2 separate regions of the Homo sapiens genome follow, and region 1 is linked to region 2. Evidence: read pairs that join two places in POLR2A ChIA-PET (ENCODE). Cell type or tissue: CD4-positive, alpha-beta T cell. All regions are shown on one strand. Each heading gives the region's core, and the rest is flanking DNA. Links, peaks and the distances in the headings are about the cores only.

What was found. Peaks named below come from ENCODE experiments on the same cell type or tissue, not always from the same donor. Only the 100,000 strongest peaks of a DNase experiment are listed, where the experiment ranks them.
Region 1: POLR2A ChIA-PET joins it to region 2 with 7 read pairs; 3 of 35 experiments call an interaction of 5 or more read pairs at or near these places.

What each region holds. Positions count from the first base shown.
Region 1 is chr17:73,657,955-73,669,135 of GRCh38, forward strand. No RefSeq gene overlaps it. Among named protein-coding and RNA genes, the nearest start is that of SDK2, 19 kb to the left of the region's middle. In CD4-positive, alpha-beta T cell, for the core only: no CTCF peak of the experiment used is centred there; no DNase peak of the experiment used is centred there.
Region 2 is chr17:73,714,974-73,730,777 of GRCh38, forward strand. No RefSeq gene overlaps it. Among named protein-coding and RNA genes, the nearest start is that of LINC02092, 64 kb to the right of the region's middle. In CD4-positive, alpha-beta T cell, for the core only: no CTCF peak of the experiment used is centred there; a DNase peak (open chromatin) is centred at 7,438; H3K4me3 peaks cover 575 bases; H3K27ac peaks cover 2,261 bases.

The DNA.
Region 1 (11,181 bases), core at 1-8,000, 61 kb before region 2:
CAAATGAAGTGAGATGGCAGCCACACCCTCGGTCCCCCTCTGAAGAAACTGCCCTAGGCAGTTAAAACAATAATTAAAATGAAAAAAAAAAAAAAAAAGGACAACAAATGCAAGAAGCCATGGGTCCACTCTGCCAGATCAACAAATGTTAAGCATCTTTTCCTTTCTTTTTTTTTTGAGACAGAGTCTCCCTCTGTTGCCGGGCTGGAGTGCAATGGCATGATCTCAGCTCACTGCAACCTCCACCTCTGGGGTTCAAGCAATTCTCCTGCCTCAGCCTCCCGAGTAGCTGAGATTACAGGCATGTGCCACCATGCCCAGCTAATTTTTGTATTTTTAGTGTAGATGGAGTTTTGCCATGTTGGTCTAGCTGGTCTTGAACTCCTGACCTCAGGTGATCCGCCCGCCTCGGCCTCCCAAAGTACTGGGATTACAGGCGTGAGCCACCATGCCCGGCCCCTTTTCATATTTTTTTGATGATCATTCTCTCTTTCGTTAAGGAAAATAAATTTAGAGGAAACATTATAGTCTTCTGTGCTTCCCTCCCCAGACCTATCCCCCTTCCTTCCCCCTAAGTAACTACTGTCTGAGTTTGGTGTGTATTCAGTTCATACTTTTAATATTTTTATGACAAACGTGCGTATCCATAAACAATATATGGTATGGTTTTACGTGCTTTTAAAAAATATGTAAATGGAATTCTGTGCTACATAATATTGTACAACTAATGTTTTCCACTCAGTGTTGTTATATATATGTGTGGATGCATATATATTATAAATTAGTTCATCCATTGTAACTGTTATATGGCAATCCACTGTAGGAATACATCGCAATTGATTTATTCATCCCCTTAATGAGGTACATCTGGCTTATCTCCAGTGTTATCTTTGACAAAAAGGCTGGAAAGAATGTACTTGAATGTGCGTCCCCTCTGTCCATGTCTCTCTGACCCATTAGACTGGCCAAAGCAAATGAGAGAGAACCGGCCAGGTGGCGAGGCAATGGGACCTTTCATATGCTGCTGATGGTGGGAGTGACAATTGACATAATCGTTTTAGAGAGCAATTTGGCAATATCTAGTTAAGGCGAAAATGCTCAACCCGGTGATCTAGGAATTATACCTCTGTCATAAATCCTTATCACCAAAGGTAAATTACGTATTTATTTTTCTGCTCAACGGAAAGCATAAAATATATAATATTCTTTTATGATTTCAAGTTTCTAATGCAGTTTTACATATATTACCTAATTTGACGTTCACAAGCATAGTAGCAGTGTCAGCCCCTTGTTATAAACATGGGAACTGAGGCCAAAGATAAGGCCACAGAACTGTAGTTTGGTGCTGGGCTCAAATCCCAGTCATTTGACTTTTTGTCCAGGGCATTTTCCATGACCGCAGGCTGCCTTGCTGTGTTTTCCTGCTGCAAAGAACATCAACAAGCTCTGGGCACTTTGGCGTAGATGCTGCTAGGACCCCAACCAGATACATGGGCCTTTGCGGGAGCTTGTGCCCATCCCCCAGGGGCTGCAAGTGTTGGTGGCTGAAAGGTCACAGCTGCCCTTCCTCAGAGAATTGCCCATGGCCACTAGAGTGGCCTCAGCTGGAGATGTCTGGAAACTTCCCTTAGCCCCGCATGGCAGGGGTTGCTTTAGCCAATGGCTGACTGATGCAGGTGTACAAGGCTGGCCTTATTGTCTCAAGCGGGGACAGCTTTGTGGTACCATTCATGCTCCAGAGCTCACTGTGGGCTGTGGGAGGACATCAGCAGAGCCCGCATCTTTGCCTCGCTGCTTTTCCTGACTTATTCTGTGTTCCTCATGTCCTCTCGTCTTCCTCCTGGGAGGATTCCTTTAAGAACTCTCCTGCACCAGAATTCTCATCTCAGGCTCCGCTTTGAGGGTGATGGTTCTTTATCTTTCTCATGTATGAGAATCACCGTCCAGGTGTGGTGGCTCACACCTGTAATCCCAGCACTTTGGGAGGCTGAGGTGGGAGAATTGCTTGAGCCCAGGAGTTTGAGACAAGCCTGGGCAACATAGGGAGAACTTGTTCCCACAAAAAATGAAACAAAGAAATTTTCCAGGCATGGTGCATGTGTCTTTAGTCCCCGCTACTTGGCGGGTTAAGGCGGGAGAATCACTTGAGACTGGGATGTAAAGGCTGCAGCGACCCATACTTGGGCAACTGCACTCCAGTCTGGACAACAGAGCAAGACCCTGTCTCAAAAAAGAAAGAAAAGAAACACCAATAGGGTTTGTTAAAGCACACATCGCTGGGCTTCCCCTCCACTGCCTGTTTCAGTGGGTCTAGGAAAGGGTCCATAATTTGCATTTCTAGCAAGTTGATGCTGATGATGCTGGTCCAGGGACCACACTTTGAGAACCACTCTTCTAAGGACCCTGACATAAGACAGTTGGTGCCAGGAGAAGCAAATGCTAAGAACGGGAGTCTGCAGTTGGATAACCCGCTGGCAATGAGAAACTCAACACTGGTGATAGAAGGAGAAATGATAGCTCCTGGCATTTGGTAGCGATACAATTTCTGTGACAGCTTACAGTTGGAAGGGGATGTACTGGCTTTTGCAATATTTCTGGCATTGGAGCATTATAGCAGAGACAGTAATTATAAGGATTATGGAATTGAGAGGCTGTTTCTGAGAGACACTAGTGCAGCAAAGAAAGAAATGGCGGGCCCAAGTTTATTAATCACCAATTCAGAGCAAAGTGTGAAAGTCAGAGGATCTCTTTGGCAGTGAGGTCCTTATCTCCTGGAGCTGTACGATGGTGCCAAAGTGATACTCATTCAGTAGAAACCATGCTTTCAGTGCCCATGCAACCATTCTGTTTTTCATGTTCAGTGCAGTATTCAATACATTACATGAGATATTACATACTTTATTATAAAATAGGCTTCGTGTTAGATGATTTTGTCTAACTGTAGGCTAATGTCAGTGTTCTGAGCACATTTGAAGTAGGCTAGGGGTGTTTGGTAGATTAGGTGCAATAAATGCATTTCCTACTTACGATATTTTCAACCTAAGATTGAAGCTTACCTAAGATTTATCAAGATGTAGCCCCATCATAAGGTGAGGAGCATCTGTATATTTAAAAGTAATTTGGGCCGGGCACAGTGGCTCATGCCTGTAATCCCAGCACTTTGGAAGGCTGAGGCGGGCAGATCATGAGGTCAGGAGATCGAGACCATCCTGGCTAACATGGTGAAACCTCATTTCTACTAAAAATACAAAAATTAGCCTGGTGTGGTGGCATGCGCCTGTAGTTGCAGCTACTTGGGAGGCTGAGGTGGGAGAATCGCTTGAACCCGGGAAGTGGAGGTTGAGCCCAGTCTCCTGCTTCAGCACGTGGAAGTCTCATACCCTCCTCGCCAGAGCAGACTATAAGCCAAGCACAGAAAGACAAGCACTGTATGATTTCATGGATATGTGGGATCTAAAAAAATTGATCTCATACTAACAGAGAGTAGACAAGTGGTTACTGCGCACTAGGGCTGGGGTTGGGTAGGGAAGAACGCAGAGAAGGGAGAGGTTGATCAAAGGGTACGATGTTTCATTTACACTAGAGACATAAGTTTTAGTGATCAATTCCACTGCATGGAAACCACAGCTAATTATAATGTATCTGTTTCTGTTCTTTATTCTGGTTATTTGATCTGATTGTCTATTTCTGCATCATAGCTATGTTATCTTAACAAATATCTGTATAGTATGTTTTGCTGCCTATAGAGCAAGACCTTATTCATTGTACTTCTTTTTCAAAAATTTGTCAGCCATTTTTGGGCATTGCTTTTTTCCATATGGATTTTAGAATCAGCTCATTAAGTTAAAAATCTCTTGTCTGAGTTTTAATTGTGGCCATTTTATATTTATATATCAATATAAAGAGAATTACTGTACTTTCAAACTTGAGCCTTCCCCAGTGGAATATTATCATCTAAGTTTTTTTTTTTTGGTGCTCTTCTGTGAAGTTTTATACATTTTTTCATATATATTTTATTAGGTTTGTCTGAGTATTTTATAGTTTCTGTTGCAATTGTGAATAGCAACTATTTTTCCATTAGATTTTCTAATTGGTTATTGCTGGTGAATAGAAAAGCTATTGGATTTTGTATGGTGACTTTAAATGTAACTTAACTTGATTTGTTCTAATAGCTTTGTGGTTAATTCTCCTGTATTGTCCAGGCTGATAATCATATTGTGTGCAAGTAGCAACAGTTTGGTCTCTCCTTTACCAATATTTGACCTTGTTTTGCTTCATTTCTTTAATGCATTGGCCTCATGCCTCCACTCCAGTGTTAAATGGTAGAGGTGATAGTGTTTAAACTTTTATTGAAACTGCTTTTAGTGGGAATGATTTTAATATGCGACCATTAAGAATGATATTTGTGATTACCTTGCTATAGTATGAAGGAAGGTTCACCAGGTTGAAAAATTTTTTTTCTATCCTGTCAATCTTTTATTATCGAGATGGTTCAATGTCAGTAAGCAACTCAGTGAAAATAAGAGAGGTTTGCCTAAGAGACCAGCTGATAAGCTCAAACCTCTGTCTTAGTATTTTTGTGCTGCTATGACAAAATATCTGAGACTGGATAATTTATAAGGAACATAAATTTATTTCTTATAGTTCTGGAGGTTGGGAAGTCCAAGACCAAGCTGCTGGCATTGACATCTGCTTCCAAGATGGCACCTTGTTGCTGTGTCCTTACTAGTGGTGGAAGTCAGAAGACCAAGGGAATGTTCTCTTCACCCTTGAGCCATTTTCTAAAAGGCTAATCCCATTTTTGAAAATGGAGCCCTTATGTCTCAATTGCCTCCCAAAAGCCACAGGTTTTTACTATACTGTGGCATTGGGGATTCAGTTTCAATATGAATGTTGTAGGGGACAACATCGTTCAAATCACAGCACCTTCCCTTCTAGTGGCCATCTAAGCCGTCAGATGAAGCTGGTTACAAAGCTGATTCATTCTTCCTCCTGAGAACAGGGGGAAAAATTACTCTCTACCACAGCCTTACCTTTTGCAAAAGGAAACCTCTTCATAACTGCCAAGGTTTTGTGTTTTTAGTGAGAAAGTGTGTTGTGTTTTATCAAATTTCTCTTCAATACCCATTGAAATGATCAGAATGCTTATTCCCTTAATTTGTTAATGTAAAAAATTACATTAATACATTTCCCAATGTCAAACCAACCTTTAATTCCTAAAACAAATTAAACTTGAGTATATTGTATTATTCTTTTAATACACTAAAGAATTTGATGTATATATACATTTAGAGACAGTATCTTGCTCTGTCACCCAGGCTGGAGTGCAGTGGCATAATCATAGTTCACTGCAGCCTCGCACTCCTGGGTCCAAGTGATCCTCCTGCTTTGGCCTCCCAAAGTGCAGAGATTATAGGTGTGAGCCACCATGCCTGGCCTTTCACCTCTCATTTTTATTAATGAGGTTGGCTCTTAGGTGTTTGCTTGCTTTTTTATGCCATTCTGGGTTTGGTACCAGGTCATGGTACTTCATAGAATTAATGTGAAACATGTTCATTTCCTATGCTCCTGAATAGTTTCTATATCATGGGAAAAAACTCTTCCTTGAAGATTTAGTAGAACTTGTTCATGAACTCCCTACAATCATGACCTTGAGCCATAGTCCTGTTTGCCATCAGCTTCATTCCCTGCCTTTGCCCTGCTTTGCTCTGTATCTCAGAGAACTGCATTTTCAGGCTTGTTTACCCTCAGGCTTCCAGGTGGGTTGGCCAATGGGAGGCACTGGCTCAAAAATGGAGGAAAGAAAGTGGTGAGAAGCAAAGACATTCCCTTCCTGTCCTCCAGCCCCCATTTTAGATAGCTGACAGCACCTGCATTGCTTTTGTGGCTCCAGTCACTGTTCTCAGCCCCTGCCCCAATGGGCCCAGTTCCCACTGAACTGGTCTCTGATATAAGTGCCTCCACCCTTTGTTCTTACAGCTTTCTACTGTTGCTAAGCAACCCTAATGGGTTTCTCCGCTCTATGATCACCTATGTAACCAATTCCTGTATTAAACTCCCCTGGTTTGAAATACCTAGCATGATTTCTACGTTCTGACTGGTTCTTGATTCATTAAGACCTTGATTTGATACCTCTCCTTTAATCAATTTTGATCATGTACTTTTTCTTAAGGAGTCATCTATTTCTTGCTGAATTTAAAATTTGTTAGAATAAAGTTGTATATATTATCTTACAATTTTAAGAATCATCTTTACTTTAGTAGTTATGTTCCCATTTCTGTTTCTTAAGTTACTTATTTTTATGTGAATGTGTGTTTCATGATCAAAATTGTCAGACATTTGTTTACTCTATTAGTATTTTGCTGGGGACTTTACATAAATCCTTTTCTAAGCTTTACATCAACTTCACAAAGAAGGTTTATATTGTGAGAAAAGGGCAGCAGAAAATTACTCCTTTACTTGCCTGAGACCATATGCCTATTAAATTGCAAAACTGGAACTAGAACTCAGATCTGTCTGAATTCAAAACTCATACTCTCCTCACTTTTTCAGACAGCATGAACACTCTGGGTGAGATTAAAAGGATCATCATAAATAGGCTTGACATTTTCTACAAAGAACACGAATTTCTTTTGTAACTGGAAAAGAAGTTAATTAAGCTTAAACAAATAATTATAAAAAAATAGCCTTGAAAGGAGAGGATATGTCACATCACGGCAACTTAGCCCTTTGAAATCTTTGTGAAAGGCAGGCATATGTCACTAGGTAGCCAGCTGTATCAGTGAATCCTGCTCGACCCTGGGTTTAGTAGTTGGTTGAGCCCTGGGTCTCCCCTTCCTCACCAGGTTACATCCTCTTTGGAAGCAGAAGTTTCCCCAAAAGGTGAAGGTCATGTTAATTACCCCAAAGGTGCTTCTCCTGGCACTGTTCACTAAAGTATGCTTTGAAGAAATGGCCACCTTGCCTCACCCATCATGGCACATACGGTTTGGAAATTCACTCTGCTCTTTCTCCAGGTTGGAAGAGTGACCGGAGGTGCTGAGGTTCTCTGTGGAGACCAGGCTGATCCCTACCGGTGGTGTAGGTTGCTCATTCTCCTTGACTGGGGCAACCAGAGAAGGATCATTTTCTATTCCTACTTCCTCTCCAGTCCTGAGCTCAGCTTCTGATGGCAGAAGAGCCCTGAAACCTCCTAAAATAGCCTCCTGCTGGAGAGAGGTAATGCAATGCATACCACAGTATGCATATTGATTTCTATTTTTGGTTCTTATCAAGATTTATTTTGCATCGCTTCAGGTAATAGTGACCTTGGACTCACCGCCTTCCATATTTGCAGCCTGGGTCAATGAATCTTGGTATTGACCTCAGGAGCCATCAATAGCTGCTTATTGTCGAGATATTTCAATGTCAATAAGTGGCCCCATGGAAGTGGGAGGGGGGCTGCCCAGCAAACCCAGCAGCTAAAAAACCAATCCCTTTTCTCCCAGTTGTCATCTTGGCACAGAAGGGGCTGGTTCTAAAATTGATTAACTTTCTTGCAGAGAGTGGGAAAACAAACTCCCAAACATAGCCTGAATCCTGCAAAGGGAACTTTCTCAGAATTACTATCCATTACTATGAAAGGAGAGAAACACCCATGTGTGTTCTGTCTCTGTCTTCCCTCCCTCTCTCTCCCTCCCGCGTCTCCCTTCTTCCTGACTTTCCTCCCCTCCGTGTCACATTCAATCCTATAGGGACATCCACAAGACTTTGGAAAGAGATACCTGGTTACTGGAACAGGTATTAACCCACCCAAGCTTACCTGATTGAAGATCAGGCAGATTGATCTAGTAAAAAGAGTTTGCCTTGTGGCATCAGACACTCCTAGGAGCAAATCCTGGAGTGTTATGACCGACACGTGTTTTCATCTGTACTGTGGGCATACTACCTACCTTGATGTGAAGAATGGAGATTCTGTCTGTATGTGACCGGCACCTAGTAGGTGTTTCATAAATCCAAGTTCAGGCTTTATTATTATGATACTTGCCAAGTTGAGAGGTCAGGACTCTCCACTTGTAGTTTCTGCTCTCACTCCCTCACATTCTCTGCCATATTCATTTATTCCTGCTTCCCCACTGATAAAAAGATGAAAAAAATGGACATGTGGCTGCGCTGAAATCCTCTTGGTATGGTTTGTATGTGTGTCCCCACCCAAATCTCATGAGAAATTGTAATCCCCAGTGTTGGAGGAGAAGCCTGGTGGGAAGTGAGTGGATCCTGGGGACAGGTTTTCTTCTTGCTCTTCTCATGATAGTGAGTGATCTGGTTGTCTAAAAGTGTGTAGCACCCTCTCCTTCGCTCTATTCCTCCTGTTCTGGCCGTGGAAGACGTGCCAGCTTCCACTTTGCCTTCTGCTATGATTGTAGGTCTCCTGAGGTCTCCCTAGCCATGCCTCCTGTGCAGCCTGCAGAAATGTGAGTCAATTAAACCTCTTTTCTTTATAAATTACCCAGTTTCAGGTAGTTCTTTAGAGCAACGTGAGAACAGACTAATATCTCTCTCTTATGATCAAACTGTGTTAATCTGTCTTTACTGGCCATGCTTTCAGCAATTGGCCCACTTATTCATCCACCTTGGTATGCCTGGCCTGGCTGCATGAAGGCACAGCTGATCTTGGGCACAGTTCTCCAGGCCCAGGGCAGGGGCAGGGGCTGTCTGTGGCCTCTGCTGGGCAGCATTGTTTCAGCTTCCTTCTGTGTGAGTACTGTGGCTCCCTGTTCCCGTCTGCTTTCTCTCTCTTCCTTTCTTTCTCCGTGGTCACCTCTAAGCTCCCAGCAGCCCTGGTGATGAATCTCTCCCACCTCTTCTTTCCCTAGGCCCTGCCCTGCTGAGGGTGGCTTGGACTGAGTGCAACTTTGGAGATGATGGAGAAGGAGAAGGAGAAAGCGAACACCCTACTGTGCCTTGACTCTGCCTTTCGGCCAGAGTGGTGACTTTTCCCGATGGTGATGGAAAGATGCTCACACAGAGGTGGGTAGAAGATGCCAGGAAAGAGAAGAAACCTGGTGCTCACACGTTGCAAACAGGATTTCACTGAGTGCTCAAAATAATCCTGGGTGGTAGGCATTAGTATACTCATTTAACAGATAGGAAAACAGAGGCTCAGAGAGTTTAAGAGATGAGATTGGAACTCTGTCTGACTCCAGTCTCATGCATAATTGAACATTTGTGTTGGAAAGAAGGATTCTGGGGACGGAGGAGACATATGAGGACTTTCAAGCATCTGATTTGGTTAAAGAGTTGTAATAGATGCCCTTGATGTCCTTATCCTGCCCTGGATCTGAAATTCTAAGAATAGAAACAGAGAGCACCAAACTTGCTCAAGACCATTTCCTGGTACAGCAGCTCAGTTCTCAAAGCCCTGTTTCCTGTCAGGGGTAGATTTAACCAACCATGGGCCAGCTTTGGGCAGATTTCCAAATCCTCTGCCTAGTGCCACCTCTGGACACTGGCTCTTGGTGCCAAAAATGTAACTTCAAAGCAAACACCCCAAACTTAGAATAATCAGGCTGAATTTTAAATTTGCATATGCACATAAACACTTGTCCACTCACTCAGTCCCCTCCCAACGAAGCAGAAAGTAAAAGATCACGTGAGCCAGCAGTAACTATGTCTAATGGCGATGAAGCTTCAGGACAGAGGCAGGAGTTTGCTCTTTTATTTATTTATTCATGAACGCCACAAACACGTATTGCACGCTTACCATGTGTCAGACAGGGCATGAGGACTTGATCACAAAAGATGGAAATCACGTGTTAATTGTTGAGTAAGCACATTTTGGTTTAGTGATGAGTGTATTCTGTGGATAATGTATGTATATGTATATAGTACATATATGCACGTGTGTGTGTGCATTTGGGTGCATGTGTATATATGTATACAATTTATTAACTACAGGGTTTTTGCTGTCAAGGAACTCAAAGTTCAACAGAGAAGACAGACATGAAAACAATTATGATATTTTGAGAAAAATAGCTTTAATGTAGGCAGGATCAAAGAACAGAGGAGACTAGTATAAGAAGTGCCCAAGGCTATGGGGAAATTGGGAAAGACTTCAAGGAGGAAGATGTGGAGGCTGAGGGAGCATCTTCCAGATAGACAAGAGGCTCAGGAGCTGCCCGGGCAGAAGGAACATACATTCACTTAATCACTGCTTATTAGAACATCTGCTTCTGGTTAGAATGGATTTTTGCTATCAGTTAGGATGCAGAAAATTACAAGAGACCATCACTTTGATTTTCTTTCCCCCAAACAAAAACAAGCTACATAAGTTACAAAATCACCTCTTTTAAAATCCATCAGAGAGCTGAGGACATAAATTTGCAAGCCCTTCCTAGGACAGAAGAGACTCATGACTGGAGGGTGGTGAGAGGAGGGGTAAACCCAGCATGGATAGGGGTACAAAGAAACAAGCCAAACTATAATCAACTTTTTTATTTTTTATTTTTTTTTTGAGATGGAGTCTCACTCTGTCACTCAGGCTGGAGTGCAGTGGCACAGTCTCGGCTCACTGCAACCTCTGCCTCCTGGGTTTAAGCAATTCTCCTGCCTCAACCTCCCGAGTAGCTGGGACCACAGGTGCGTGCCACCACATCCGGCTAACTTTTTGTATATTTTAGTACAGATGGGGTTTCACCGTGTTAGCCAGGATGGTCTCTATCTCTTGACCCCGTGATCTGCCTGCCTCAGCCTGCCAAAGTGTAATCAACTTTTAATAGTCATGTAGAGGCCAACATGACAGATTTGTAGCCCGTGGATCCCAGTCACAATTCCCACCTTTACCTCCAAATGTATGGCTATGGTGGAGGCAAATCAGGAGAGCTGAGATATGTCCTTGGTGTGTTCCAGGATGTCACCAAGGGCAAGGCAGATGCCAGCGAGAGGACATGGCCAGAGAAGTGGAATGAAGAGACATCACCCCAGAGGGAAAGCCGAACTCAGTGGACCCAAAAGCCAAAGCAGAGCGCGATCAGCTGTGGTTCAGAAGACTTGCTGGAATTCAGATCCCGAATCCTGCTGCAGGGATCCAACCCTCAAAACATTTGAAGTCCATAGTGAACTGGCTGTCACTAGAGCTGAGACTCAACTCAACTCAACCACAGAATAAGTTGACTCAGCCTCTCACTTCAGTGAGTAATTATA
Region 2 (15,804 bases), core at 3,618-11,617:
TAGCGTCATGTAGCTGATCTTGTCCCTTCCAAAGGGATCAGAGCATACAGGCTGGAGCCAGGGTCATAGCACAGAGTTGTAGCCCTCCTGGGAATGGTAGCCCTGGATGTCGAGATGGAAAATGTGGTAAATTATATTCAATAAGTGTCCATTATGTGCAAATTGTGTGCTGGGTACTTTTGAACAATTTTATTTTATTTAAGACAGAGTCTCACTTTGTCACCCAGGGCGGAGTGCAGTGGCATGATCTCAGCTCACTGCAACCTCCGCCTCCCAGGTTCAAGCGATTCTCATGCCTCAGCTGGAATTACAGGCATGTGCCACCACGCCCGGCTAATTTTTTTGTATTTTTAGTAGAGACACGGTTTCACCATGTTGGCCAAGCTGATCTCGAACTCCTGATCTCAAGTGATCTGACTGCCTCCGCCTCCCAGAGTGCTGGGATTACAGGAGTGAGCCACTGCGCCTGGCCTGGTACTTTTGAATATATTAGCCATCTCACTTCACAACAAGAAGAAATCAAGCCAGCATTTCCCCCCATTGTACAGATGCAAAAACAAGATCAGAAAGGTTTAGTAATTTCCCCAGATTGCACAGTGAGGTAAGATGCAGATCCCTCCGGCCGAAAGCCCGTGTTCTTCTCGCCTTGCCAGCTGTCTGTTGAGAGCAGCAGCAGGTAATTGGTGGTGTACTTCTGGAGGGTGGGGAGACCAGGAGGGAAGAAAGCCACTGCCAGGGAGGCGGAAGGACCCCCAAAGACAATTTTGTCTCTATTTACAATTTTCCCAAAGGTTGACCCTGCCCCTGGGTGCCCTGATGTGTTTTCTTCAAGGGAACATTCTGCGTGGGAGGCTCAGAGGTTGTCTCTGTGAGTTCGTACAAGGAATGGATGATAAATAGCAATGGGCCTTGTTCTGCCTCCCTGCGCCTCGTGACTCTTTAGGTGCATTTAAATGGGCCACCCGGGTTGACTCTAAGCTGTCATTGCCCACGTGTGCATGCAAGCTTTCACAGAGCTCAGCAACGGAAAAGACATTTCTCCATTCCCTCTGGTCCCAGGCAATTCAAAACCTTTCTCATCTAATTGCTCTTCTTAACCCTTCTAATTGCTGTTACGTTGCTGTTCTTCCCCCGCTAAGCCAGCTGACTCGTCTTCCCTACCTTCATACTCCATCAGACCACTCCCCACACCAGGTCACCCAATTAAGTAACCATGTTCAGGTGAAAGTCTTCACAAACCAAGAGCAGGTACCGTGTTACCTTTTAAATAAATTCTAAAGACCCAACACTGTCAGAAGGAGTTTGGGGGCTCAGAGTTGATTTTCTAAGAGGAACCTCTACTCTAAACCATACCATGTCTCCAGAGCTGTAGCCAGAGGAGATGAACTGTGACTCTGGGGAAGCGGAACTATGAACCAGTGGAAGCAGAGAGAGGAACCGTCTGGTCCTGTTAGTGGCAGATACAAAGTTTCCTTACTCTGCTATTACTCAAAGGTGGTTACCAGTTAAGATTATCCCCCCAATAGTTGGCTATTCCTTTTCTTTTCTTTTCTTTTCTTTTCTTTTCTTTTCTTTTGAGACAGAGTTTCACTATGTTGGCCAGGCTGGTCTCGAACTCCTGGCCTTAAGTGATCTGCCCACCTCAGCTTCCCAAAGTGCTGGGATTACAGGCATGAGCCACTGCGCCCGGCCCTATTTTTTTGTATTTTTAGTAGAGACGGGGCTTCACCATGTTGTCCAGGCTGGTCTCAAACTCCTGACCTCAAGTGATCCGACCACCTTGGCCTCCCAAAATGCTAGGATTACAGGCGTGAGCCACCACGCCTGGCTCATAGTTGGCTATTTCTAAAGACATGAAAACACAGTGAGAGACAGTGTAGAAAGTATCAAATGACTTTTTAAAGTGTACAGATTCTTTGACCGCCTGCACAATTTTACTCCTACGAATTTATCTTAAGGAAAGACTCCGATTTGTACAAAGATCTATGTACAATATGTTCTTCTCAGAATCTTCTATGCTATCGGAGAAACGGAAACCAACTAATTATTCAATAAAAGGGACTGACCAAGAAAATGAATGTGGCTATTAAAAACCGTGCTGTAAGAAAGATAGTGACGTGGCAGAATGGTCATAATGGACTAGTATCAGGGGAGGGGGGCATGAATGATAGGGAAAGCAGGCTAGAAAATAGTATGTACAATGGTACGTGTGTTTATAAAGAAAAAGGACTGGGAGGAGAGGGAAAGAAGGCTAGAAATCTCTGCAGCAAAAATGTTAAAGAGGTTTCCTCCAGGGTAGAGAATTATGAGCAATTTTTCTTTTTCTTGTGCTTTTTGGTTTTCCACTTTTACTACATTGAGCTCCTTTGTAATTAGGAAAACCAGGTTTTTAAAAGAGGTGGTTCTGTTACAGGTCCTTTGGTCCAGCGTTCTGTAGTTGCCACGGGCTGTGGTGGGAGCCTGGAGGTGTCTGCTCAGGGAAGGGCAGCTGCCAGGTGGGGTCCAGGAGGCAGGTGGCTATGCAAGCAGCTCAGCTTGTAGGATAGGTGAGCTTGGCTCATGGACTCTCCTCCCGTGATCACTTTTCCCACCTCCCCCCTCCCCCCACCGATCCCACAGGGGACATTCAGTATCCCAAATACCCAGCCTGTTAGACATAGTGTTTGATCGAAGATCGAGTTCCTCGGATTGAGGCTGGGTTGAAAAATGACCCATATGTCCCTAGAGATGGAGCAGAGCTGGAGCGGAGCTTAGAATTTACAACCCAGCCTCCCAGCGCTGGGCCTGGACACCACGCAATTTTGACAGATGATTCTCATGAGAAACTTTCAGTTTCCATTTGATTATGGGCCCATAAACACAGATTGCAATTGAACAGAGTTAGGGCTCTGCCTGGATTGGACCTGCCAGGGCTCAGGGAGCCTTACTGGATGGCTCTGGCCTGCCTGTCACCTGCTGGTTCTGAGCTGCTGCCTACAGCTATGCATGTGTTGTGATGTGGCTGTTGGACGTATCCACATGCATCTCTTATGTGGGCATCTGCCTCTCCCATTAGCCTGGGCAGGGATTGTCTTTCCGATGGATCATCTAATCCTACCATCTTTGGGTGGTAGTTGTCCCTGCTGGTTATAGGAGGTTTCAGCTAACTTTGGTTTAGGGTTCACCATCTTGCTTTTACTTTTTCACTCACTCACTCATTCATTCATTCACCATTTGACATTATTGAGCAGCTGTCATGTGTCAGAATACGGACTTAGTAATACCAGGCGGACTCAGGGATACCAAGAATAAAGTCTCACTGCTAGCGTCAGAGGAGTCATACTTAAGACCGTGTCACATGCATTAATTTAGAAAAACGTTCAGGGAGCTAAGAGAACACAGAGGATAAACCCCTAGGCAGGAGGGAGAAGCCAGCCTGGGCTACCAGGAAGGGAGGCTGTTCACTCAATTCATCTCAGCAAGTGTCTGGAGTAGCTGCACTAGGCTAGACCCCCAGAGGATTAGACAGAGATAGTGCAGTGGCACAAGCTAGACCACCTGAGGATTAGACAGAGATAGTGCAGTGGCATAGGCTAGACCACCTGAGGATTAGACAGAGCTAGTACAGTGGCATAGGCTAGACCACCTGAGGATTAGACAGAGATAGTGCAGTGGCACAGGCTAGACCCCCTGAGGATTAGACAGAGATAGTACAATGGTGTAGGCTAGACCCCCTGAGGATTAGACAGAGATGGTGCAGTGCCAGTGTTCCTACCCCCATATTGCTTATCATTGTTGAGTATTTCTTCCAGCATTCTAGGATAAGACTGCTTCTTTCTCATTCCCCCTGTGGGGTAAATATTAGGAGTTGCTTCAGGACCCTTGAGCAAGGGGACAAGACAAACCTATAGCAGAGTGACACCTGCGGGGTCTGGAGTCTTCAGCTGGAATGAATTCAACAAATACTCACCTTGTGCCAGGCACTGTTCAAAGCACTGGGCAAGCAGAAGAGCCAAAGAGGCAAAGTCCATATTCCACTGGGGAGAAAGAGAAAGAGATCATCGTCGAAGGCGCACGTGCATAGGTCAAGTGCATAGGGTCAAGTGCAGAGGAGTGCAAGGAAGAGACTTCAGTCAGAGAACAGCTGAGAGAGGACGGAGGGCAAGTCCATGTTTATACACAGGCAGAGACGACGGCAGCTTGGACTGTGGTGGCAACAGAGGAAGTGGCTGGAGGTGACTGGACTGTAGATGCATTTTGAAAGTAGAGCTTTTAGAGCGAGGGGTGTGGGAGACAGAGAGGAGTGGAGGATGATTCGAGGGTTTCCAGCTTGAGAACTGGGGAGTGAGTTGCTGTTTACTGAGGCAGAGGAGCCTGGGAGAGAAACAGGTTTGGGGGAAGCCACTTCTGTCCCATAACTGTAGCACTTGACGGTTGTCCCAGGGGACTCTCACGTGCCCCCCCCGCCTCCCCCGCCTCACAGTTCCTGACCGGTGCTGTGATGTGCCCTGTCTTTTTGTGACCCCTGCGTCGGCCTTTCTTCCTCGGCTGATGCACCATTTGCACTGACCTCTGTGCTGCAAATGCAGCAGCCAGGCTTTTTGCACAAGCCTTTTTGCTCAAGGCCAGTTGCTGCTGGGAGAAAATGCCTGTCCTTGCAGGGTTCCCCGCCTAGTGCAAACCACAGCACACTGCCACTCAGAGCCCAAGGTGACCTTCCCACCCTGGGCGTGGGAGTCAGGCAATTCAGCACCAGCCCTGGGCCCCCAGGCCTGTGGATGCTGCTGCCTCTTTGCCGTGCTGTGCGCGGCGCCGGCTCCTTGTCCATAGAAACATCCCAGCCCACTCAGCGGCTTGCGAGGCCTCCCGCCCCGGGTCTGGTTTGCACCAGCCTCTTTTGTGTACCAGCTGCTCCGGCCGCCGCTCTTTCATCCCTGCTCCTGGGAGGGCCTGGCTCCGCACCCTGCACAAACACATCTGGACTTCTTCAGACCACATGACAGGAACAGCTGCTGCCAGAAAGAAAAGGACACAGTGGCCCTTTTGTAATCACTCTTGATTGTCTCCAGCCGTAGGGCACTTGTGTTTTGGTCATGGATTTAAGGACTTCCAAGATGTTTCTAGGAGCATATTATTGCCCCAGGCCTGGCTGTGCCTTCTGTGGTCCAGGTGGCAGCAGGAAAGGGTAGAGGCATTGGGACCGAGCAAAGAGGCTCCTGTAAGTGTGTCCTGAGGCTTCCACCTTCTAGGATAGAACAGGGCACACAAGGAGGAAGAAGGCAGCGATGTGGCTGTCACCCGCCGTAGCCACCTGCTGGTATGGCTGACACCAGCCCTGGGCCCCGAGACAACAGCCACTGCAGGCCTTGAGGCCCAGCGCTGGTGCTGAATCTCCTGTCTCCTGTGCACAGGACAGGAAGGTAACCTTGGGCTCTGAGCTAGAATGTGCTGTGGCTTGCGCTAGACGGGGCCTGGTGGCTTCCATGGTCTCCTGTTGACTCCACCTGCCAGTGTCTGCATCTCTTTGCCTGAGGGCTTTTTCTAAAGCTGTAAAAGTTTGCTTTGTCAGAAGAGGGGAAATGAATACCCTCCCCCAGAGCAGCCTACTCAGCTGGTGGCTGAGGGGATTGGGTGTATAAATACCCCAGCTACCTTGCCCTCAGCAGGGAGGACTTGGAGGCATCTGTTCTACAGGTCACCAGAGGACCCCGGAGGACTAAGCTCCAGCTGCCAGCGTGGGTGCTGGCTTGATCCCCTGCTCCTCCTCCTCCTCCCCTGCTGCCTGTCCTCCCTGTGTCCCCTCCCGCCTCCCTGACTGTGGTCTTGTATCTCCTAAAGGTGTACTGGATCCTTCTCCCAGGACCTGCTTTTGGGTGAACCTGAACTAAGACCAGTGACAGCAAAGGTCTATGGGTTTAGGGATTGTTTTTAGGGCAGTTCAAACAGGTACCAAGAACCTGTGGGACAAATACATTAAAAGTGGAACTGCTCAATAGTTTTACTTGGAATCAGCTTTGAACGTGCCTCAAATTCGGAAAAAGTGCACAAAATCGGCCCTTTATAAGAAGCAACCCCACAGTTGCTGAAGGGAAGGGTTCCTCTGTCTCTTTCTTCTGCCTCCATACAGGAACATTTTAAGCCATTTAAACCTCCATATTCCAGAGTCAGAGATTTGGGCTGAACCTAGGTAGCTATTTTGACATCATATAGGACTACACTGAGACAAAATCTAAGGGAAAAGTGGAGCAGTCGGTCCGGAGGCTTAGCTTCAGCGTGGTTTGTGGACATGGTTCATTCATTGGCTGTTGTCACTGGCGAAGTGGAACTTCTGGGGTTCGGATTCTTTAACTTCATAATTCAGCCAGTGGGATTGTTTTCTGGGTAATCATGACATCAGCCAAGGTTCAGTCATAGAATCAGGAAGGTCAATTTTTTTTTTTTTTTTTGAGACAGAGTCTTGCTCTGTTGCCCAGGCTGGAGTGCAATGGCATGATCTTGGCTCACTGCAATCTTCGCCTCCTGGGTTCAAGTGATTCTCCTGCCTCGGCCTCCTGAGTAGCTGGGATTACAGGCATGCACCACCACACCTGGCTAATTTTTTGTATTTTTAGTAGAGATGGGGTTTCACCATGTTGGTCAGGCTGGTCTCAAACTCCTGATCTCGTGATCTGCCCACCTCAGCCTCCCAAAGTGCTAGGATTACAGGCATGAGCCACCGTGCCTGGCCTTTTTTTATTTTTTTTAATTATTTTTATATATTTTTTGAGACAGAGTCTCACTCTGTTGCCCAGGCTGGAGTGCAGTGACGTGATCTCGGCTCACTGCAACCTCCACTTCTCAGGTTCAAGTGACTCTCCTGCCTTAGCCTCCCGAGTAGCTGGGAATACAGGTGCCCGCCACCCCGCCCGGCTAATTTTTTGTATTTTTAGTAGAGACGGAGTTTCACCATGTTGGCCAGGCTGGTCTTGATCTCCTGACCTCGTGATCTACCCCACTTGGCCTCCCAAAGTGCTGGGATTACAGGCGTGAACCACTGTGCCCAGCCAGGAAGGTCAATCTTTTTGTGACAACATGGGAGTCACACCACAGTGACTTAATCGCCACCTGTACCTCACCCACTCCCCAAAAACTCACCCTGTACTCATGTTCCTGGATGAACTAGCTTTGCAAATATCAGCCGTGTGTTTCCATCATGAAAACCCATCCTCTGCATCCTTTATGGAGCTGACCTGAAATGGCCAACAGGGAGGACCGGCCCCTTCTGGACCAGCTGAATTTCAAATCAACATGATCTCTCACACACGATCTCTCATCAGCCGCTGGCTGGAAAGACACATGATAAAGGATTCGGCAGAGCTTCTGACACCGCAGGCTTTGCGACCTTGTGAGGCTTGGGAGAGAAGCCTGGTTCTCATTTGAACAGATGGGCCTGTTTGCAAATACTTCCTCTGATACCCTAGAACAGACAACATCCTGTCTGAGGTGGGTGGTTGTGACTGAAGAGACCAAACAGACCTCAAAGAAACACCTGCCACAGAAGTGGCAGCTCTGACTGTGGAGCCAAGAAAGCTTCTGCATTGCTGCCTCTCTGTCTAAGGGTGGAATTCTTTTTATTATTATTATTATACTTTAAGTTCTAGGGTATGTGTGCACAACGTGCACGTTTGTTACATAGGTATACATGGGCCATGTTGGTTTGCCGCACACATTCACTCATCATTTACATTAGGCATTCCTTAAGGGTGGAATTCTTTTAATAAGCAGGCCACGGTAAGGTTCTGAGAGTAAGAGGGAGAGGCAGCCTCCCTGCTGTCCTGCCTGAGAAGCTGGAGGCTGAGGTCTGATGGAGGAAGACAGGAAGAAGAGAGGGGCAGGATGTCCATGTATCTTTCTGGATGTATCACAGCTGTGCCTGGTACCAGGCAGGGGCAGACCATTTCTTCAAGGGCTGATGCTATTCTGAGAAGGTATCTTGCCCACCCAAGCTATCTCTTGGTCCCAGACTTGTCCAATTTTCTTCCCAATGACAGGCAGCCAACAATGTGCCCTCTTTGCAGTGAGACTGTACTGCAGTTGGAGGGAGAGCCCTGTAGGCAATGCAGAGTGTTCCCAGGGTCATTCCCAAACGTTCATTCAAGCAGGGCACTAGGCCAAGGCTCTGCAGCGAGAGACACCCTGAGACTTCTGATACCCTCTGGGACGAGACTGACAGATACCAGTCAAGGATTTCACTAATTCATCTCCCGTGGCCCAAGCAGATGTAATTCATGATATTCCTATGTTCAACTGGGACACAGCCTCAGAATCCTTCTTCATACTCCAATACAGCAGGCAGCCACGAATGCCGAGATCCAGAGCTGACACCCAAGATGCAACATGCTTTCCACATCTTCCCTGGGGACTTACAGTTTAAAACTGATTCCCTGACACCAATAACCATGCAGCAGATATGCAGATACCTCGATAAGAAAGGTCTTTGTGATTTATAATAGCAGATATAATCATTCACCCTGCCTAAAAGCTAAGGGTTTTTGCCATACTGTGAGGTTTTGAAGCAGAGTATCACGTGATTCGTGTTCCTGAATTTGACATGGGGAATCCTCATCTGAGTTGAGAAGGATATAGCAATCTTCAGTAGCCACTCCCAGGGGGCCTCTGTCCAGGATACAGGATCTGGACAGAGAACAAAGCAAATAGGACTGATGTCTCCATCCTCGGTAGCATCTCTCCAATCTGCTCCTATCCCTCTCACTCTCCTAAGCTCCCCTCAAGTAGGTGATCAGGTAAATTATCCTCTAAACTAGGAAAGGTACTATTAATGATTACATCACAATAACAGGTAAAATGGGAGGTGTCCCAGGCAAACAGGAATATAGGATCCCCATGCCCACAGGCCCTCTAGTTTTGTATGAGAAGGTGCATCTGTGTGTGCCAGATGTGTGTGTAGGGGTGGGTGTAATTTGGTGGGTGTGCTATGGGGCGCTGAGCAAAAGCAGATCCTTCTCCTGCCTAGGGTTCAGTCCCTTCCTCAGCCCTGTGTCCCCTCTGGCTTCGCCTGCCAAGGCTCTATCAGGTGTGAGAGTACAGAGCGATGGAGCTCCTGGCTGAGCTGATGAGGCTCCCAGGGACTAGAGCAATTAATTAAGCCTCTTCCCAGCTCTCAGCACAAGCCCCGTGCCACTGCCAGAGCCTTTTAATTGCCACTGGAATGGGTAGCTCTTAAAATCAACGTCCTTCCCTTAAAATCAACGTCCTGCTCAGCAGTGCTAGGAGAGGGAGGCTGGAGAGGGCGTGGAGCTGGCCTGTCCAGCAGTCCCCACTTCCCTTCTGGGGCAGGTCCCAGGAAATGCTTCCTTCCAATAGCTTCTTCCCTGCTGTGCCCACTTTGGGATTTTTTGCAGCTATGAGGGTGTTGACAAAATTCAGATAGTCACACATGGGAGAGACTTCTGAGATCTTAGAGCCCAGCCAAAGATCCCTGAGGGAAAGGGGCTTTCTGGACACTCAGGCTTGCTGGGAGGGGAAGGATGTTCCAGCTCTGGTCTTGGCCGATGTCACCATGGATGGACGAGACCTGGATCTAGCTGCTGCAGGCGCTGTGGGGCATGGGACAGAGGGCACACACAGCACTGGCTGTGGAGTCCTGTTGTGAGCATCCCTGTTGAAAGAACTAGGCAGGAGACTCTCAGGACCAAACAGATACAGTCCAAGGAACCTGGAAAATTGCATGAAGAGCCCTGGGCCAGGCCTTCAGGAGCCGGGGCCTAGGGGAATCAGGCTGCCCGGAGCAGCCTCTGTGAGAGCTGCTAGGGATGCAATGACCTTAAAGCTGCCTCTCGACTCTGAGATTCCGGACTGTGATTCTGCGACGGACTCAAACCCAGCATCCAACGCGGAACAATAGCTGTACTCCTGCCCTTCCCGACCCCATGGAGGGAGGCGGTGGCACAGTTCTATCTACACAGCCAATAATGCAAAAATCACCTCATTTGGAATGCATTAGGATTCCAATTTACAACAAATTTCCTTTCCTAAACTAGCTTGGCTTTGCAGACATGTGTCTCTGACAGCAGAAAAAGGGCAGGGTCCCTGCATGCCAGGCCAGAAAGAGGGACCTGGCAAGGAATCCTGAATTTTCAGGTGAAAAATCTGCTTTAGGCAAACTGGGAATGAATGCTGATGTAACTTGGAGTGTATGTGTGTGCGTGTGCATATGCACGTCTGTGATGAAGGGTCTGTGCATATTGCGGGAGGCAGAGACCCTGGAGGCCCTACCCAGTGACAGCAATTGCAGATGATGATGTCTGATAATCATATAATCATATTGATAACAACCATCATCTCCCTCACCCTTGTGGTGGCTCAATAATTTCACCCATCACTTTGGTTTGTCTTGTGCTTGGGCAGGTGCACTAGGGCCCCGTCTTACAGAAGAGGATGCTGATGACCAGGGAAGCCCATTAATAAGGTCCCACTGCTGGTAAGTGACAAACTAGGATTGGTAGGCTGCTGTCTCTTTTGGAGGCCCTATGCTGGACTGTCCCTGAATCTGACACACTTGGGCAGAGTTGGGCTAAGCTAGGCCAGCTCCCGGAAAAAGTGGGTTTTAGCCCTGATGAGGCTAAGGAAGCTGCTGTGAGGGTGGTGTCCCATGCACCCTTCACCATCCAGGGCTGTGAATCATCATCCAGGCCTTGGGGATGCAGGATGGGTGTTGGAACATATGACAGCTTTGCACATTTATTTGTGCTCCTGACAACATGAGCAGAGAAAGCTGCAGGCTATTGACTTGTAGTCTGAGGGTCTGGAGTAGATGTCCCAGTACCCCATCAATATGGCAGCTCTGTCTTCATTAAGGTCCTGGACAGGGGCAAGACCTAGCCTGCTAAGTGCACGGTGTTCTGGGGTCATGGCTCTCTACCAGGGTACCCCAGGCCAAGGCAAGGCATGTGGAGGGTAGCCTGGGCTATGAGCAGCCATGCCAGGGGCGCCGTCCTTGCTCTCTCTCTTTGAGAACTGCAGAATTAGCTCCTGGTGGTGGGTGGCCAAGCCCGGCTGCTGCCAGATGGCAGCAGAAGGGCAGCAGGCACCCCCTTCTTGGTGCCCGCTGAACTGTGACAAACCTGGGCCTCTCAGGCTGGAGCAGAGCCGGCCTGCCTCCCTGTAAGAGTCCAGCTGTGGGACAGGGTGGTGTGTGGGGTTGGGAGGGGAGCTCATAGAGGGTCAAGGAGGCAAAGGGCTGTGTCAGATCTACTGGCCAGAAGTGAGAGAAGATGTACCTCAAAATGGCTTCATGAAGACAAAAAGGGCGGGCATGCCTCTCATTGGTTCCCTTTACTAAAATATCCATGTCAGCAGGCATGTCTCTCATTGGTTCCCTTTACTGAAGTACCCATGTCGGCAGGCATGCCTCTCATTGGTTCCCTTTACTGAAGTACCCACGTCAGCAGGCATGTCTCTCATTGGTTCCCTTTACTGAAGTACCCATGTCGGCAGGCATGCCTCTCATTGGTTCCCTTTACTGAAATACCCACGTCGGCAGTCATGTCTCTCATTGGTTCCCTTTACTGAAATACCCATGTCGGCAGTCATGTCTCTCATTGGTTCCCTTTACTGAAATACCCATGTCGGCAGTCATGTCTCTCATTGGTTCCCTTTACTGAAATACCCACGTCGGCAGTCATGTCTCTCATTGGTTCCCTTTACTGAAATACCCATGTCGGCAGTCATGTCTCTCATTGGTTCCCTTTACTGAAGTACCCATGTCGGCAGGCATGCCTCTCATTGGTTCCCTTTACTGAAATACCCACGTCAGCAGGCATGTCTCTCATTGGTTCCCTTTACTGAAATACCCATGTCGGCAGTCATGTCTCTCATTGGTTCCCTTTACTGAAATACCCATGTCGGCAGTCATGTCTCTCATTGGTTCCCTTTACTGAAATACCCATGTCTGGCCGAACCCGGGGCGTGATGGTGAGATCGAGATTTGGTCTCTGGATTTCTCAGCTCTGCTTCTTTCTGCATTGGTCCCTGCTCAGGCAATTGGGGCAAGATGGTGGCCCACAGCTTCGGCCCTGGGAGAAAGAGCGAGCTTCTCTTCCTCAACCAATAAAAGCCAAGTTTGTGCCTGACTGAGTCACATGGGCATCCATGGACCAGTCCTGTGCTCTGGGAGTCAGGAGTGGGGTCAGGTTCACAGGGGACATGGGGAGGATGATGCGTCCTAAAGCTCAAGAACAGGAGTGAAGGCTGGGTGGCCCAAGGAACCATCACTGCCCATTAACAGGGACAGTATCAACCTGGATCAGCCCGAAAGTTCTTGAATGGAGGTGTGTCCAGAGAAGAGAGGGAGGGAGGGAGGGAGGAAGGTATGTGTATGTGGATCAGTGAGTACTGCAGGCTCCCTTCAGAGACAGGGAGAACTTAGCACCAAGCACCAGGGTGCAGCCATAATGAGCCTGACAGGCCCTGTTCCCAGGAGGGCGTCAGGTGTGCGTCATGGAGGTGTGTGTACACCTGGGTGTGTGTGGAGGAGAAAGGGCGCACTTGCTCCCTGGAAACACCACCCACAGACCTTCCCGAACCCCATCCACAATAGCCAATATTTCTCTAGTGCGGTGGACACAAGGCTTTCCACATCTCAGTCTCCCTGGGCAGCAAGTGAGGCTGACACCATTGGGATCTCCGTTTTAACAGGTAAGGCAGGGCGGGTCAGCACTCGCAGCAGGTAAGTGGGCTGCGTTGGCTGCCTGGGTTGGATTCTGGGCTCTGCCACTTACAAGCTATGTGGCCTTCAGATCACTTTCTCAACCGCCTTGTGCCTCAGTTTTCCCATTTGTAAGAGGAGCTGATAGAAGCACTTTTCACACCATGTGATGAGGGTGAGATAAGTTGGTGTGTATAACCTGCTGAGAAGGCTGCTTTATGTGTTGCAGGAAAAGAGATCTGGGACTCGTATCTCAGCCTTTTGGGCTCAATCTCATGGCTGAACCAGTGCTTTCCAGAGCCTACAGCCAGGTACTGTGCAGCTCTGAATAGACCTTTCCAGTGGAAGGCTCTAGAGCTCTCCTGTGGATGTTCTTTCCTGCAGCCTGGAGAGCAAGCAAGTCAGAGGTCCTCTGGGGCCAGTGGGCCGGTGCTGAGCAGGTGAGGCTGCTCTAATGGTTATTAAACGTCCCAGCTGGTGCTGTGCATCTAAGTGCGGCTGAGGGCGGGACCCGTGAGGCCCTTCTCCCATGATTTCAGCCTGGTCTAAGGGCTCCGGGGGAGTGGGAGCTGAGGGTTCAGGCATCTCTTCCTTCAAAGGGATATATGGAATAATGCAGAAGATGGAGGCGTGAGCCAATGGCATGAAGGAGCCGGGTGGAAGGAAGTTGGACTGTTTGCCTGCTGGGGAAGGAAGGGACACTGCAGTGCCCTGCTGCTGAAAGTGGGGTCCATGGGCCAGCAGAACTGTCACCACCTGGAAACCCTGTAGGAAATGCAGAACCTCAGACCGACCCCAGATTTAGGGTATCAGATACCTGCTTTTTCAAAAAATTATTATGAGATAGGGTCTGGCTCTGTCGCCTAGGCTGGAGTGCAGCAGCGTGATCTCGGCTCACTGCAACGTCCACGTCCTGGGCTCAAGCGATTCTCCTGCCTCAGCCTCCTGAGTAGCTGAGACTACAGGTGCATGCCACCATGCCCAGCTAATTTTTTGGATTTTTAGTAGAGACAGGGTCTCACCATGTTGCCCAGGCTGGTGTCAAACTCCTGGCCTCAAGCGATCCTCCATCCTCAGCTTCCCAAAGTTCTGGGATTACAGGCGCAAGCCATCAGGCCTGGCCAGAGTCTGCCTTTTTCTTTTCTTAATTTAATTTTTTTTTGAGATGTATCACTCTGTCACCCAGGCTGGAGTACAGTGGTGCAATCTCAGCTCACCACAACCTCCAATTCTTGGGTTCAAGGGATTCTCCTGCCTCAGCATCCTGAGTAGCTGGGATTACAGGTGTGCACCATCACATCTGGCTAATTCTTTTTGTATTTTTTAATAAGATGACTTACATGCACTGAAATGCTTGAGAAGCACAGTGTTAGTTATCGACCCCAGGGAAGGTTTCAGTTACCCCCATCATACTGAGCTTCTACTGGAGTTCCAACAACTAAGAGAAAGAGCCTCTGACACAAGTCAGCGGGCGAAGCTCTAGACTTCATTTCTAGCACTGTGCTGCCCAATATGGCAGCCATGGGCCATGTGTGGCTATTAAGGTCAAAGGTATAGTAATGGAGATGAAGTACAGTGACACATTTCAGTGCTTCGGTCACACAAGTCGCATTTCAAGTGCTCAGTAGTCACACGTGGTTTGTGGCTGGTATATTGGGCAGCACTGATTACTGAACAATTCCCTTATCACAGAAAATTCTATTGAGCAGTGTTGGTTTAGTGTCTGACAGTGTAGTCATGTGCAGAGAATGACCCAACCCCAGCTTTCCCTGAATGGCGGCTTCTCTCTTTGGTGGCAGGGGCATGGGGGTGTAGGTGGTGGATGGGCAAGTGACAGATGTGTGGAAACTCAAAAGTGTGTGATTTGGGTGGGGAAGGGCACTGCAGCCCCAGAAAACAGCTGCATGAGTGAGAACATCTGGTGAAAATCAAGGCTTGAGTTAGTTCATGTGAGACGCACTGGAAGGATGTTAGAGATCACTTAGCTCAAATCTCCCCGTCCCCTTCCTATCACCCATTTAATAAACCAAGACCTAGAAGTCTAAAGAAAAGTGCAGTGGCTAGACTTGAAGTTGGGTTTTGCACTTCAAGACCAGTGTTTGATGTATTCTGCTTGTGGGACAGTGAGACAAACTCTTTGCCTGCAAAGAAGATTTCATGAGGCGAGTAAGAGGTGCTCGAGAAGACATCACATGAGAGAGGGCCATTCAGGAACCCAAGAATTTGCCTATAGACTTGGGGGAAGATGGCCAGAGAAATCTGGGGGAGGCACTGGGAAAGAACATTTCATGGTGGGGGCAGAAGGGGTGGGCAGCAGGGGGAAGGAGGACCTAGGCTGGGAAGGGCCCAGCTCCATCCCTGACCATTCGTCTATTATATGACACCTGCATGGGGCAGAAGCCAGGGAATGTTTCACAGATATGCCTGGTCTCTTCCGCTTTGGTCTGCATTTCTGTGCCTCCCTACCCTCCCCCAGTTAGGTGGGTCCAGGAGACTGAACTCTGACCCATGGAATCTGGGCAGAAGGGTTGCTGCAATTTCCAGGGCTGGGCCCTAAAAGGCTCTCTCTGCCTTCTCTGGTAGCCCACCCAGATGCAGTTGATGCAGTGGAGGACTCTCCAGCCCTAGAAGACTACCGAGATACTAGAAAGGAGGTGCCTTGTCCCCAAAAGACTGGGAGGAGTGGAACATCCCAGCTAGCTCACTTTAGGCTATTACTGCAAGAAATTAAACCTGTATAGTGTTAAACCATAGTACATTTGGGAGATGTTTGTTATAGCAGCTGGTCTACCCTGGCTAATACACTGCATGAAGGGTGCGCTCTAAAATTTCCATCTCTTCACCATGTCCCATAGCATTTGCAAGATGTTTGTAGGTCACTGAAGAGGCCATTCTTTTCTCTTCCCTCCCTCTGTTTCTCTGTTCTCACTTCTTCCTGTCTAGGAGTTCTGTAGTCATCTCTAATTGGCCCTTCAGGTTCCCCAATCCAGAAGCAGTTCCTATGAAGGCAGCCCCAGGTTATTGCCATATTCATGGAGTTATCAGGGTTATGGCAGGTCCTAGGACAGAGGAAGTCCCTGCCCATCACTTCCTCCAGGAAGCCTTCCCTGCATGTTTGG